2 separate regions of the Mus musculus genome follow, and region 2 is linked to region 1. Evidence: chromatin loops called from intact Hi-C (ENCODE). Cell type or tissue: left cerebral cortex. All regions are shown on one strand.

Region 1 (2,500 bases):
GGGTCTTAAAGACCATGCCCACAGTGACACACTTCCTCCAACAAAGCCACACCTCCTAATGGTGCCACTTCCTGGGCCACGCATATTCAAACCTTCACAGTCTGGAACAGAGAGGATTTAAGGTGAAAGTTGAATGAGGCTGTTGGGTAGAAAGTTATGTATAAGCCTGGAGTTCAGGGGACAAAACTAGAGGCCATAAACAAACAGGTATGTGACAATGAATGCCAAGAAGCTGAGTCAGAGCACAAAGGGGTGAGTACAGAAGCAAGAGGGGAGTCCCAGGCCTGAGCATCTGATGCTCAGAAGAGCAGCCAGTGAGGAGTAAGGGAAATAAGAGGATTGCTATAATGGTGGCCAGGGAAGAACTGGGTTTAAAAATGAAACCCTAACAGACAGATTAAACAGGGCAGAAAGCAAGCAGATTTGCAACATGAAATTCCGGTGGGATATTATCAATGTCTGTTTGATGAGACAGGGATGAAGGAAAGAGGTGGGGGAGCAAGGACAAGTGTAATGTAACACATCTTTAATCCTAACACTCAGGAAGCAGAGGTGGCCAGGTCTTTGTGAGTTCAAGGCCAGCCTGGTCGACATAGCAAGTTCCAGGACAACCAGGGCTGCATTGTAAGATCCTGTCTCATAAAAACAAGCAATGTATTTTAAATTTATTATTAATTATTATTAATTATTATTTTTATTATTATTATTATTAGTGTGTGTGTGTGTGTGTGTGTGTGGTATGCCACATGCAAATGCCCAAGGAGATCAGATCTCCCGGAGTCACAGGCAGTTGTGAGACACCAGACATTGATGCTGGGAACCAAATTTAGGTCCTCTATATCTTCACTGCTAAGCCATCGTCCCAGTCCCTTAAATGGCACTTTTTTTTTTTTTTTTTTTTTTTTTTTTTTTTAAGTATAAGGTTAAGCTAGATAGCTCAGCAGTAAAGGTGTTTGCTACCAAGCCTGATGACTAAGTTGGATCCCCAGGACCCATATGGTAGAAGGAGAGAACCAATTGTTCGTGCTCAGGGATAACTGGGGTGGGGGCAGGGTGGCAAGCTTACATAGTATCACTTGGGTCTACGTACAGATTCTCTGATCCTTGGAGGCAACCAGGCCTTGGGGGACCAGTATTTAGCATTATGATACATAGCAAAAGACCAAAACTCAACAGGGTGCTAGAGTGGGTAAGCTAGAGAGATGGAGGAGACATTTGTCAAAGTCCAGGGCTTACAGATGAATTTATGATGGACATTCATGTGATAAGGTTTAGGTCTCACTGGGAGCTGGCGGCAGTAATGACAGTTGAAAGAGGAGGACTCAAGGCTAGCAAGCTGGAACCCCGTCGCGCACACTGGAATCACGGCATTTTAGCCAAAGCATAATTTTTGGAAAGACAGTGATCCAGATCCAAGTGTGTGGCGATACCATTCTCCCACTTTTCATGGTGATAGTTTTCACACGTTCGCCTCTTTCTTCGCACCTTCAGCACAGTCTCTCCCTTTTCTCCCCGCAGATGTCGTGTTTCTTTGTGACAAGTAGAATTCCCCTAAGGAAATTAAATCGGTTTAATTAGGAACCCCGAATGCACTCACAAGCTGTAGCTGCCCACTTGCTGGCATCCTTCCCACGTTCTCTACCATCCCTTCCGCTTAGCAGAAAGGACCTTTGCCCTGCCCAGTGCTCCCGACCCAAGTCTTTGGATCGCCTCTTTCCCTTCCGATCCTTACTCTGGTTGTGATTTTGTTCAGCTCCCTGACAAGAGCTAGAGTGCCAGTGCATTCTCTCTTGCCTGGACTAATGAGGGTAATGGGTCGTGTGAGCTGGGATCCTGCCTGTGATCTAGTGCATACTAAGCCTATGTTCTGCCACGGAGCTACCTCCTCATCCACACAGTTACATTTTAACCAATCTCCCAGGTTTTTATCACTTCTCTTCCATGATGCTTTCCCACAGACGTGCCCTCTCTATCAGCCAGAGTGACTGTTCAACAAACACACAACTCTTCGTAGCACAATAAAACTGTTTGTCGCATGCACATACTCACGTGCGCGAGATGATTCTCATATCCTGCCCTAAACCTTCCAGGGACTCGCATCACATTTCGAATAATATGCATACACATTATCATCATTTGCAAGGCCAACATGGCCCGACTTTGATTCCCTCGCCCCTGCCTTGGACCTTACCTCCTCGTGAAGACCCCTTAGCACAGCGTTAGCTCACACCAGCCTGCTCGCTGCTCCTCTTATCCCAGCACCTTCCCAATATCCCACTCTGCATGGATCTCTTTCCCCTCTGACCTTCTGTGCTTTGTTCTCTCTTGTTGTCCACCTTCAGTCACTTCAAAAGTGTCCTCTTTTAAAATAAAGCCCACGTCACTGCAAATTATCTCTACCCCTTATTGTTCACCATAGCATTTGGTGTTACCACATCTAATTTTGTATGTGCACAGGCCTGTTTTTTGTGATCTTAAGTTACATATTCCATTGCTCTCA
Region 2 (2,500 bases), 280 kb after region 1:
ATACAACCTTATCAAAAGCCTTTAGAATCATGAATTATTAAAGTGGAACTGTTATAAAAGTTTAAAGGAAAACTAACTCAAATTAGTCCTTGCAGTCTTATGATAAACCTTGAAGGAAATGCGACTGTCTATCTACTTGTGTTCCGCTGCATTCTACTGAGCTGCAAACAACATTAGGTATATAACGGGCTTTAGTCAAATTGTATAAAACTAGGTTGGGTTCTCAAGGAAAGAAGTAAAAGTCTCATACCCCCTTTTCTTAAAAATGTCTTTTCTTTAAAGCTTAGGGTTTCAAGTAGAATAGAAATGTGAAAACTTAGATTTCAAATAATAAAATTTGAGATGGGCCCACGAGATTGGTGAGTCACACTTAACAAAGTCTACAATCCTTGGAGACATATTTAGATCTAGAATGAGTGCAACAAGAAATTTTATCTCAGAAAGTTTATAAATGTCTACCATCTGTGTCTTCTGGAGGTTGCAGCAATCATTTAAAGGCAAGCATCTCTGCCCTGTGTTTCCCTTTTATGCTTTTTGGAGGGACACAATCATTTGCCAGCTGCTCCTTTAAGGCGTCTGTAGACCCAAGAGCTTACACAGACACTGCAGCATGCCCAGTGAGTGGGTATGGAATACCCTAAGAACATGCCTAAGTGAGAGCATAAAAGTGTATATATGAATAGTCATAATATAAAACAGGATGTGACTTACATGCTGAAAATTACTAACATCATTGTGTGTACAGGCAGTGAACATTTCTGGTGTTCTGGCCTGGCATCCCATGAACAGCACAAGCAGGCTCCATGAGCAGTGCACAGAAGGTGACTGGTTAGACTCTTGACAGGATGGTTTGAGCCTTCAGTTGGAGTGATGGGAGATTTTGGCAACACCTATATTTTACCAAAAGCCTGGACGAAATGTTATTTCTTTTCATATAATAATGAAGCATTTAACTCTGGGCTGAATATCTAGCTGATGACAACATATATGTTTTCACAGGGCAGTAGAGGCCCGGTAGGACCAGAAGGGTCTCCAGGCATACCAGGGAAACTGGTAAGTGAAGTGTCCACTCTACATGCTTGCTTCCTGCAAAGCAGATATGTTTTGGTGTTTTTTTAAAGGAAAGCAGAGAAAAATTGCAAAAGATCATCTAATTAACTGTATATATGGTTTTTATTTTAGTTGTTATGTGAGTGTGTGAAGCTGTTGATATGGAATTTCCAATTGTATCTATGATAGTTGCATGAGTATTTTAATCAGCGTGGCTTGTAGAATGCATTTGAAAACCCAGAGAGGCATGAAGTGCCACGGCTGGCATCTGCCTCTTAGTGGAATGGAAGGGAACTGTAGATGAATGGTGGCCTTTGCTTCTTGTGTAGCTTCTGTTTACACAGCAGGAGAAGCAACAGCGGGCTGCGTTCTGCCAGGCATTAGCTGAAAGAGCCCACTGTTGCTGAGCTGTGCAGAGGGAATTCAGAGATGGGGTGGAAGGTGGGAGGCCACCCACCCCTCTTCTCCTGGAACGCAGGAGTGAGGCAGCACTAAACCAACCACACACTAACTTTACACATGAGTTGATACCCCGGCCCCCTCCCCCCAATCCCCACCCCGCCCTTGCCCGTCTGTCTTGTCAACTTTGAGCATCGAGGACACAGTGACTCTGAAGATTTTCTGTTTGTTTTCCAGGGATCTGTTGGCAGCCCTGGCCTTCCTGGCTTGCCTGGGCCCCCTGGACTTCCTGGAATGAAAGGAGACAGGGTAAGCTATCCAGAGGTCTACGTGGTTTTGTGTGTGTTCCCCCTCTTTTAAATCTGGAATGTTTACTCCTTCTTTGTTGGGAAATCAAGGTTGCTTTACCCAGTGAAGACTCTCTTTACTGATTATCATGAAGAAGTAGAGTGAAAGAAATATAGTGTTAAATTACTGAGAATTGACATTCAAGACAAAACAAAACTAACTTTCCAGAAGGAAGAAAAATAAAGGGTGAGGAGAAAAAAAAAATCAGTTGCAGTTATAGTTTTTATTTAGTTCTAAATTTCTATTCCTACCAGTAAAAGTTCATTCATATGAATATGACCAGAGAATGCTCTCATGTTACCAGAGATTTGGGAAACAATTGTGACGAGACCCTCTGGTCCTCAATTAAGTGGTGAGAATCAGGGAGCTCTCTTCCATCACCTTATCCATCAGCTCATTCAAGGATATCGGCTCATCTGAAATGATGCTGAAAAATGTCAAATTTTATTTACTCTAGGGTGTATTTGGTGAACCGGGTCCCAAGGGTGAACAGGTAAGTGTTGAGTGTTGTTAGTGGAAGGGTGAACAGGTAAGAATTGCATGTGGTTTGCGGTGTTGGGTATTCACCACTTTAAGTACAAGGAGGGGCTGGCTGGCTTGTGGGTGTGGTGTAACAGTGAAGGCACACAACTGTTCTCAGTGTGCTTTATAGTGAGGGAAAACCATAGTGAAGTTTGGTGTGCAGCCAGACTGTTTTTGGATG

What was found. Hi-C counts contacts between places; a loop is a spot of excess contacts. Peaks named below come from ENCODE experiments on the same cell type or tissue, not always from the same donor. Only the 100,000 strongest peaks of a DNase experiment are listed, where the experiment ranks them.
Region 2: a loop joins it to region 1, with 4 times the contacts of the local background. A loop is called at or near these places in 2 of 42 quality-filtered maps.

Annotation. Positions count from the first base shown.
Region 1 is chr1:23,952,551-23,955,050 of GRCm38, forward strand. No RefSeq gene overlaps it. Among named protein-coding and RNA genes, the nearest start is that of Gm53062, 24 kb to the right of the region's middle. In left cerebral cortex, no CTCF peak of the experiment used is centred here; DNase peaks (open chromatin) are centred at 1,077 and 1,485.
Region 2 is chr1:24,229,197-24,231,696 of GRCm38, forward strand. It overlaps Col9a1 (collagen, type IX, alpha 1), which reads left to right. Exons shown (of 38, transcript NM_007740.3): 29 at 1,000-1,053; 30 at 1,687-1,758; 31 at 2,255-2,290. Among named protein-coding and RNA genes, the nearest start is that of Col9a1, 53 kb to the left of the region's middle. In left cerebral cortex, a CTCF peak has its summit at 1,322; DNase peaks (open chromatin) are centred at 511 and 1,398; H3K27ac peaks cover 1,447 bases.